2 separate regions of the Homo sapiens genome follow, and region 2 is linked to region 1. A link is a contact called in ENCODE Hi-C data. All regions are on one chromosome and are shown on one strand. The core of a region is the stretch at or near the end of the contact, and the rest is flanking DNA. Distances in the headings are between cores, read along the strand shown.

Evidence for each region. Hi-C counts contacts between places; a loop is a spot of excess contacts on that map. Pooled maps may share reads with other maps.
Region 2: a map of endothelial cell of umbilical vein shows a loop between it and region 1 (5-fold over the local background). The contact joins the enhancer-like site here to the promoter of KALRN in region 1. A Hi-C loop is called at or near these places in 9 of 168 maps with a recorded cell type or tissue (PC-3, Right ventricle myocardium inferior, cardiac septum and 6 more) and 13 of 50 pooled maps.

Annotation. Positions count from the first base shown.
Region 1 is chr3:124,032,043-124,037,558 of GRCh38, reverse strand. KALRN (kalirin RhoGEF kinase) reads right to left here and starts at 4,190. Exons shown (of 60, transcript NM_001388419.1): 1 at 3,746-4,190. The coding sequence starts at 3,818. RefSeq lists a silencer at 4,215-4,674.
Region 2 is chr3:124,557,457-124,562,514 of GRCh38, reverse strand. The region is part of intron 33 of KALRN (kalirin RhoGEF kinase); the gene reads right to left. The region is part of intron 2 of LOC105374076 (a long non-coding RNA gene); the gene reads left to right. Among named protein-coding and RNA genes, the nearest start is that of UMPS, 170 kb to the left of the region's middle. Within about 2 kb of position 3,179, at least 20 of the 41 ENCODE cell types and tissues checked have a DNase peak (open chromatin) inside an H3K27ac peak, as active enhancers do; they include dorsolateral prefrontal cortex and endothelial cell of umbilical vein, where a contact is called at or near this core.

The DNA.
Region 1 (5,516 bases), core at 2,941-5,440:
CACATTTTTCATGATGTGTCATTGTTCAAGAATCCATAATGACTCCCTACTGCCCCAGAATCAAATCCAATCTCCACTCTTGTGCTTTCAAGACTCTCCCTATTTGACCCTGCCCCACTTCTCCAATCCTGTTTCCCATTCCTCACTAACCTACATCTTCCTCTATGTCAGCCCAGGCTCTTCAATGCCCAAACTCCCATGTGCCACTGCCCATTCTTCATTCATCCTTCAAGGACCACCCGAAGTTCCACCTCCTCTGTAGTTCTGCCAACTTTTTAACTTATAGCACCACAACGCTTAGCAATAAATCTCTAATTGAACAGTAAATGTCAATCTTCTTCAGAAGTTCTTTGAGGACAGAGACCACTTCGAATATTTCTTTTGTGTTCCACAGCACCGTGGACAGCAGAAGCCTCTAGGGATAATTGAAAAGTTGTTTTTGATTGCTGGTCAATTGGTTTCTGGTCCCAGTTATCAGTTCCCATAACTCCCCTCCTCTGCCTCATAACTATGATCAATAAAATTACTGTAACACACTTTCTCAGGCTTGGAACAGAGAATTCCCAAGAAGACAATCTGGAGTCTACCAATCTAGAATAGTAGGCTGGGTAGGGTGGGATGTCTGTGTCCATGTGCACACAGGGAAGTGAGATTTAGGGAATCTAGCTTAACCAATTGGTCAAGGGATTGAAACACCAAAATGATCAGAAGAGGACAAACAAGGAACCAAAATGACAGAATAATTTGAAACATGCCTAATTAGAAGCACAGTATGCCAGAATTTTGACAAAGCAATTTCCAGTTTGGTCCTTGTGCATACAAAATTTTCCATCAGAAAGAAAGGGGTAACCCTGGTGCTAGGGACTTTGAAAATTTGTTTGAAGCTTTCTCAGTTGTTCAATAGAATACATTTATAATCTATCCAGCCTATCAGGTATAGTGCTATATTCCACAGAGATGGGAAATCAGAAGGGAGAAGGTTTAGAAACATGGCTTTTCTAAGCTTAAGAATCTCCACCAACGCATATGCATATGTTCATTGCAGCACTGTTCACAATAGCAAAGACATGGAATCAACCTAAATGCCCATCAATGGCAGACTAGATAAAGAAAATGTGGTACATGTACATCATGGAATACTATGCAGCCATAAAAAAGAATAAGATCATGCCCTTTGCAGCAACATGGATGGAGGTGGAGGCTGTTATCTTAAGCAAACTAACGCAGGAACAAAAAACCAAATACTTCATGTTCTCACTTATAAGTGAGAGTTAAACAATGAAAACACATGGACACAAAGAGAGGAATAACAAACACCGGAGCCTACTTGAGGGTGGAAGGTGGGAGGACAGAGAAAATCAGAAAAAATACCTATCAGGTACTATGCTTATTACCAAGGTGATGAAATAATCTGTATACGAAACCCCTGTGACACACAGTTTATCTATATAACCCATACATGTACCCCTGAACCTAAAATAAAAATTAACAACAAAAAATAAAAATAAAAAGAAGAAGAAGAATCCCCAGCAAGAGCCTAGGCTAGAGACCAGAAGTGTGGTGACAGTCAGTGAGCCAAGCATAGAGGGCCACACAGGGTGGATGTAGTCCTTGACCTACCCCCTCTTGCAACATGTTACAGGTCATCAGTCATTTCCAGCCTCATGCACCAATGACTTAACCTTTCTCTGATACTAAGTGCACATCAGACTTAGCTCAGCCACTGGGCTGCCCAAGGAGGAGGGAGAATATCCCCAACATAGGAATCCCACAGGAGACTGACCCCAGTCTGCTATTTATTCTGTGATTTGAGCCAGGGTTAGATAATGTGTGCCACACCTTGTGTTTTGAAAGGCCCTGGGAAAAGTAACACATTGGACTATTATTGGCCATTAACACTGTGTGAATTTATTATCAGAAATAAGCAAGCCTCCAGGAACTGAGCTCTGCTACGGGTGCCTGGAACAGAAAATGAACAGGACCTAGTGTTTGGATGATAGGAAAGGGGAAAGAGGAGTGGGCACCAAAAGGTAAAAGTGGAGTCCAGAAAGGGAAGGTGGGAAGGCTCACACTTCAAGATTTTTCCCTCAGAGCTAAGAAAATGCAGACTTTTGCCCCAGTTGGGAGGCAAGGGGGGTCAGCTGGGTTTTTGATTGACTGGTCAATTTGTTTCTAGTCCCAGTTATGAATTCCCATATCTCCCCTCCTCTGCCTCATAATGAGTATTTCTGAATATCACTTAGCCCCCAGAACCACCTTTTCCCTAGATTCCACCTCTTTAGAATCCATGCTTTTGGGTGCTGGGCTGTGTGTGTATGAGAGAGAGAGAGAGAAGAAAGAAAATAGAATCCATGTCTCGGAAGAGGAAGGAGGGAAGGAAGGAGGAAGAAAGAAAAGGAAAGAAGGCTTAGACCTGGGAAGCAGAATAGAATGACAGGGCTCCCTCTGATTTCCCCAGACCCTGGCACCAGCTCCTGTCCTCCAGTTTTTTCCTCTGCACATCAACTAGAGAATGAACATATGAGCCAATCAAGTCTTGACTTCCAAAGCCACAAGTCTCCCCCGCAAAGCACCCCACCCCCTTCCCTAGAGATGACCTCCAGGGCAAGGTAACAGGGTTAGGAAACAGATGGATGTGCAGAGACCCTCCAGAGCTAACCTGACCCCTGACCCCCACCAGTTCATGTCCTCTAATCCAACTTTCCAGAAGGGAGAGCAGATGCATGGGGCCCCGGTAACTTACTGGACTCCTTGGGACAAAGATTCCAGACAAAACTGTTTCAGACATGTGGGGAGATGGGGAGCTACACACAGAAGCTGGTGGAAGCCACAGGTACAGGGAGACGGGGAATCCCTGGCCATCAGAGAAACAGGGCCACAGGTGGTGGAAGATAAGGGTGGTCAGTGCCGGTTCTAGGGAGGGACTGTGTAGCCAGGGAGCAGGAGGAGCAATGGACCCGGGACTTGGACGATGGCAGGGGCGCAAAGAGCTAGAAAGACATCTCAGGGCTCTACACCTCACAGCAAGCAGAGACTTAGTGGGTGTGTATGAGAGGGACGCTAACTCACACTTCCAGGAATGAGTAATTCTTATGAATAGCTCCTCCGTTCCCAGAACTGAAGAGGAGGACAAGGGGGAGGTCCGAGGCGCCCACCGCCCTCCCAGCTGGGTCTGCCTCTCAAGTCAGAGGGACCAGCTCCCCACACGCACCAGGCGAGACCGATGTCTTCCGCCCCACTCCTGTCAGTCTGCAGCCGGCGCGGCTCCGGGTCCCCGCCGCCCCTCTGTGCACATCAGGGCCCCGGGCCCCCGACGGCGAGGAGGGGTGCCGACCCAGGGCGGCCGCCGGGAGCCCCGCTGACAGGCACAGGGGAGGGGGAGCCAAGGGAGGGGCCGGGACGCCGGTAGCCGGAGCGGCGCGCTGCAAAGTGAGCCAACACCGCCCATCCCCGCGCTCTGGGAGAAGGCGGTCCGAGGGGACCGCCTCCCACCTCCCCAACACAGACTCCCGCAACTGGGGTGAAGGCGGAGGGGCGCGGAGTTCCCAGCCCCCACGCCCTCCCCAGACGCAGCCAGCACTGCCATAACAACCAGAATCTCGGCAACTCCAGCCCCGACGCCGAGGGGGCACTGCCCCCCAACACGCACGCGGCAGCAACAGCCCTCCTTCCCCAAACTTGTCCGAGACGCCGCGTCCGAGGCAGTAGCCTTCAGCCCTGGCCCCCCGCGCCCTGCCCGGCTTACCTGTCCGGAAAAAGGCGTCCACGTCCGAGTCTGCTGCTCCTCCTTCCTCCGCTGCTCCCTCAGGGGGGTTCATGACTGTGGGAGGGCGTCCGCGGGCAGCCGGGAGCCGAAGAAGCCTGGGGCCGAGGGCTGCTCGGCGCCCGGTGGGCGGAGGGCGCGGGGCGCAGCTGCTGCGGCCGCAGAGCTGGCGGCCGCGGAGCTTCGAGGGCGGGCGTTGGGCGGCGGGGCTGGGGCAGAGGACGCTGAGCCTCCCTCAGGCGGAGGCGCGCGGCGGGCTGGGGGTGCCTGCCGCCAGCTCCCCCATGGTACCCCTTCCCCAGGGCGCTGGCCGCCTGCTGTCTGGCTGGGGCCGGGGCCCGGGGCCGGGGTGCGGGCTGCCTGGGCGCCCGCTGTCCCCCAGCAGCGGCAGCTGGCTCTCCTGCTCGCCCGTCTGCCTGTCTCTATTGTTCAGCCCTGCTCCGCTCTCTCCTCTTTATTTTTCCTCCTCCCTCCCACCCTCCCTGTCTCCCTACCTCCTCCCTCCCTCGCTCACTCGCTCACTCGCTACCTCCCTCCTTCGCTCGCTCGCTCTCTAGCTCCCCCTCTGGCTCCCGCCGCCGCCGCCGCCGCAGCAGCCGCCTCCCCAGCTCCTCCCCCGGCTCCCGCTCCCTCAGTCCCGGCCAACAATGACCCCGGGAGCGCCGAGCTGAATTGAAGCTCCGGCCGGGGCCGAGGGCTCGCTGCGGGCCCCCGGCGGCGCCTACGCCCCCAGTCCCAGCGGCCCCGCGCCGGCCTCCCGGGGAGCGGAGCCCGAGTCCCGAGCTATTGTTCGAGGCTGTGCTAGGCCGGCTTCCTGAGCTCCGCAGGAAAAGCCCGGGCCAGGGAGGGGGCGGGGCCGCCGGGCGAGCCCGGGGCTGCAGGGCACACGCCAGGCTTGTCCAGGGGGCTCTGCGGCCCGGGCGCTGCGCGCTCAGCTTCTCCGCTCGCGCCGCCGGTGCTCCTCCCGGCCCCGCGGCCACCTCCTCCGTCCACTCCACTCCCAGGTGTGTGAGGGGACCACCAGGCTGCCCGCCCGCCTTCTCTGGATCTTCAGATCGGTCTCCAAGCTGGACTGACCTGTCCCTAGAGGCCGGCCTTTCTTCCCCTCCTTCCTGACGAGCTCTCTTCTGTCTCCCTGCCCTCCTGAGCCTCTCACATTTTCCTCACCAGCTCGCCACAGTTTCTCTCCTTTTTATCTTTTCTCGTCCTTTTCCCCTTTTCAGCGCCCCTTTAAACATCTCCGCCTGTCTCTGTGACTCTTTGTCCAGTTTAATGCTCCTGTGATGTCTCCCTGCCTATCTCTCCCTCCCTCCGTCACTCTCTTGTCCCTCGTTTGTCTCTGTCCTGCCTCCGTACTTGGCCCGTATCTCCGCGCTCCTCTTGGACAGCTGTCAAAACTCTCTAATCCCTGGGGCCTTCTCGGTTTTGTTCTCCCTCATGTGAATGGAGAGATCCAGTTGGCCAGGAGGAAGGAGGTGTTACAGCAAGCTGAATTTCAATTAAAGTGGGGAGAGGGGCTGGGGAGGAATGGGGATGGCTGCAAAAAAGAAAACAGATGCTGTATGGGGTAATTAATGCGGTGATTGTATTGTGCCCATCAGTTTTTAAGCAATAATTAAACAATAATTAGCCAGTAGTGTGTTTATGGTTCTAGTGACTACAGAGCCCACCAAACAGAGGGTCTTTAAGACCTGAGTACTTAATAAGGTCTGCTGAGCGCTGTTCGCTGTTGCCTCATCCAGACAGATGGAGA
Region 2 (5,058 bases), core at 1,930-4,429, 530 kb before region 1:
TATTCCTTTGCCAAGCTTCAGCTAATTGTGCCGTTAAACCCCTTCCCTATATGCCCCTTTACTCCTTCCAAGGGTTCTACCCTGTGCCCTGTCCCTGCCCTGACTACCACCCTCAGACTCCTATTGTATGGGCATCTATTCTAACTCACCCCTCCCATTAGATTCTCACTAGATGATAGGGAATAATGGAAGAGACAGCCTTCCTTCCTTCTAACCCCTGCAACACCTCCCATCCCCACCCCTTACTGGAGCCATCAGCCTAAAATCGAGGCTACGAGGACTACAAAAAGAATGGGGCTTCAATTCAAAGGCAGAAGTAAAGCAATGTCTGTCTGGGAGGGGAATAGCCTCAAAGGCTCAGGCACTGGGGACCAGGAGGAAGAATCAGAAGGGAAGACGGGCCACTTCTTACTTAGGAGCATACGCCCAGCCCTCATGCTCCATGCTGGCTTGTCTCCACACTGGCATCTTCCTAATTCACTGATCCTGGGGCAGAAGCAATAAAAGGGGTTGACAGGAACAACCCCTACTGGCTGAATGCTGAGACTTCTCACTTTTTCACCTTGGGGATTTGGCCCCACTTCCCCCCTTTCTTCTGGCTTCATATTTCCATGAGAATCCATTCGGTTATTAGTTTGTCTCATAGAACTAAGTACAGTCTCCCTCTTGGAAGAGCAGCTGCACTTAGAGGCAGAGTGACAGGTAGGGAACGGAAGGAATGAGGAGGCTGAGGCCCAGCTTGGTAGCCTGTTATCCTCTAAAGTTCACCCCAAAAGCAGTTTGGAGGCAAAGTCCTTGCACCACCTCCAGGAATTCGACTTCAGTCTGTGCATCTCTGATTTAAGCCTTCAGGGCCCAAATTTTCTGCACCAGTGGCCATATTAGTGCACTTGTCCAAATATGTTGTGTAGCCATTTCACACACATTCTGGGAAGCTTCTGCCCAGTGGCATACACAGTGAACGCCACAGTGAGTAGATAATTAACAGTCCCACCAGGACCAAAAGCTCAGCATTCAGGACTGTGAGAGATTTACACTAAAGGGACTTCGATATCAGAGGGGGCTTGAAACGGTTAAAATAATGCATCAGACTGATGTTGGCAATATGCATCACCACCAGTTACAGGGCAGGGAGTCTGTGCTAACCACGTCCCCATAGGACTGCCATTGGGATCAGATCAGGAAATCTGCAGGACAGAAGGTAGAAGGTAGAAGGTGGAAGGAGACAGAAGAAAATATTTTTCCATTTAACTCTCCTGGTCCCATTAAATGCAGTCTTCACTCCCCCACTCTCCTGGTGCTATCCTCCTTAAAAACATCACAGAGAGAAGGATTTTGTGGGATGGAAACACCTCAAATCTCTAGAGTACTTTTACAGTTAGCAAAATACCTTTGCATTAATTATCTACTTGGTCCTCACAATAACCAGGTGGTACTATCATCTCCATCTCATACATCAGGAAATTCAAGCTCAGAAATGTCAATATCAGTGGTTAGGCATTGAGTATACATAAAAATCATGTGGAGAGCTAATAAAATGGAGATTCCCTAGCAGTTCCTTCTCTTGCTCCACCCCTCAATCACACATCATGATTCAGTAGGCCTGGGTTAGGGCCTGGGAATGCCTTCCACTGCCCCCAGACAGGGTCTCATTCTGAAACCCAGGCTGGAATGCAGTGGTGCAATCTTGGCTCACTGCAGTTTCTACCTCTCTGGCTCAAGTGATCCTCCCACCTCAGCCTGCTGAGTAGCTGGGACCGGTGTGTACCCAGTAGGTGGTACAGGTGTGTACCACCACACTCAGCTAATTTTTATTTTTATTTTTGTAGCGACATGGTCTCACTATGTTTTTCTTGAACTCCTGGGCTCAACTGATCCTCCCGCTTCAGTCTCCCAAAGTGCTGGGATTCAGATTCCAAAGTGCTCTGTAAGAAATACACTTCATATTTTGACCAGGGAACACTACATGTGAATAGATTTATCACTGAAACACAAGCTCCACTCTGACATTCTATTTTATGTTTTTCTCTATTGCTGTTGACATCCCACTAATTTGATTCCACCTCGCTAATGGACTCTGTAGAATGCCGGCCTAGATGACTGAAATTCTTTCTAACTGAGAGACTCTCTATCACTGAGCTTCTGCACCTCAGTAGAGCTGCTCCTCTGCGACCACGCCAGGGGCTCAGGGTTGCTTCTTGAGGCCAAGCTCACACATAGCTGGGGATGCAACTTGCAGCCCTTTCAGGGCAACATGGTTGAATCCAGGGATGAGTGTAGTCCTTTTGCAGACTGTTAGAGCAGAAGGGGCCTGAAGCTCTAGTTGCAAACAGCCCAGCATGGCACCCAGATACAAGACCCACTTCCCTCTAGGGTGGGTTACAATCAGACCCATGGGCTGGACGGGAGAGGATAAAAATCAGGCTTCTGTCTCTCTACAATTCAAGACACAGTTCCTGGCGAGAAGCCTAGATACGCCACTAGATGGCAGTGTTTGCCTCCTGTAGGCTGCCTAGTCCAGCCAAAGGAAGAAGTGGAAACAAGATCAATGGGCAATTTCTTCCATGCTCACACGTTGTAGACAACCGGGCTCAAGCTTTAGATACAGCCCAAAAGCCATTATGGTTCAAATAGATGATGAATATCCTGGTTCACTTCACCTCAATGGCTTGATCAAAAAGATATACTACACCAGGTCCCTACCCTGGCAAGAAGCGAATTCCAAAGAATGGCCAACAAGGGAGGGTGCTGGGGAAATGGTTTGAGGGGTCAGGCAGAGCTGCTCCTGCAACAGTCCCTCCCATCCTCTCCTCCAGGGATGCTGTAGGGTAAGATTCTAAGACCAAAGTTATTCCTACTCAGGGAGATGCTGGGAGCTGAGTAGGCAGCACAGAATCTCGGCATGCATTCAGGTTATGTTTTTGATTCTTCTCTGATCTTGTACCCCTGCTTCTGGAATCTTCTCTCATCTTACTCCCCTCACTGTATGCTCCCACTCCAGCAGCGAGTCCCTGTCTGGCCTTTCATGCCTAAGTCTTGGCCCCCTTCCCAGGAGCTCTCAGATATTTTCTCTGCCTAATTCCCTAGAACCCTGCCTAAGGCCTGCTAAGCCTTCTTGATGCTAATTGTCTGCCTGGCTTCCCTCCAAGTGCCTGCTGCTGAGTCACCATCCAACTCCTTGTCCTTACTTTCCCAGTCTCTCTCCTTTCTGGGTCCTGGCCATTCCCAGTGGGGCCTGTTCCCCTGCTGACCAATCCCTGGGTGGACACGGCCTCCTTCACCCTCCGCAATGCTTCCCAGAGGGGCAGAAGGAGCTCCTCCTGTCCTCACTTTCCTCCAGCTCCACAGTGATAGCTGTGCTGGCTTCTTTCCAGCATGGACCGCTACATACATAAGGGACATTTCGTAACCACTCTTTGTAACTCCATCTGCATTTTCAAAGTTCTCACGTTCACCAGAAATGATCATTTTCATTTAGGTCTATTTTTACATGATTAATATTTGGGGATTAACTGAACCTCCTTCTTGTATAAACTGTGTGAGCTAGATTGTCCCTTTGAGCTTCCTCATGTTATGGAAAAGACACAGTTATTCTGTGATGGTTTCCCAATGGCATCCAGAGAGTGAGGACAGGACCCCTGAAGAATTCTCCTGTTGTCATTTCAGAGCTTCCATTTGTGCACCTCTGTGTCTCTGCTCCATTCTCCAAGGCAGCATAGCCTCGTTTAGGGCATGGGCTCTGCAGCTCCTCACCAACTGTGTGACCAGGAGCAAGTTACTTCACCTCTTTGTCTCAATTTCTTCATCTGTCAAATGGGGATAATGACAGTATCTACTTCACAGCTTGTTGTGAAGATTAAATGAGATAGTATTAAAGCACCTAGGATAGTGCCTTAAGCAGAGAGAGCTAAATGATTGTCTAAAAAATAAGTTCTGGGCTGGGCGCAGTGGCTCGTGACTGTAATCCCAGCATTTCGGGAGGCCGAGGGCGGTGGATCACTTGAGGTCAGGAGTTCCAGACCAGCCTGGCCAACATGTTGAAACCCTGTTTCTAATAAAAATACAAAAAATTAGCCAGGTGTGGTGGTGCACACCTGTATTCCCAGCTACTCAGGAGGCTGAGGCAGGAGAATTGCACAAACCTGGGAAGCAGAGGTTGCAGTGAGCCGAGATCATGCCATTGCACTCCAGCCTGGGAGTCACAGTGAGACTCCCTCTCAAAGAAAAAAAAAAATTCTGGCGGTATTAGTGAATTATTATTTAAATTTGGGAGGAAAGGAGTACAGAAGAAATTTTAAACATCAATTTTGATGGCATGTTGTTTGGTAACAGACTGTATCAACTGTATATATGCATATACATTATTATGTAAGTGAATCCTTTTTTTTAAAGTAATCTTCATGGAGTTTTGCCCTAACTAGAAGAACTGACCCTGAGGCTCACTAGGGAAGGTGACTCAGACCTCCCTCAAATCAGCACATACTTTTCCTGTTATGATAAAAACAAAGACATGGTGGGACCGAGGAATCCCTTATGCAAAATGAGGATTCACTCTTGCCTCTTCATTCCGCATTGCTTTCCAGGAAGCTTCCATGTGAAGAAGCCCCCTTACCCCAGAATCTGATACCTGCCCTCAATACTTGCCAACTGAGCCTTCTAACTGTGAATACTGACTTCTGACACTGCCTTGCAGAGCACTTGGATCTGATACTCTTGACAGAGGGGGAGCTGTGCCCAAGAGCGCCCATCAGATAAGTCCGACCTCCTCTTCCTCCCCTGGCTGCCTGCCCTGCAACTTCTTCCATCTGATCATCTGATTCCTCCACAACTCTTAGCCAGCCTTAGGCACCAAGTTCACATGAATTAACATCTACATATGAACAGCCTCACAGGAGGCCAGAGCTGGCTGGCAAAAAATGTAAAGCTGGAGCATATCTACTTGGCACAGTTTCAAGGGCACCGTGAAGTCCTGCCAACTCCTGTGCAAAAACTGTCTTTCTCTCCTCCCCTCAACACTCCCTGCACCTGCTGCTAATGCCTGGAATTCCTCCATCAGAA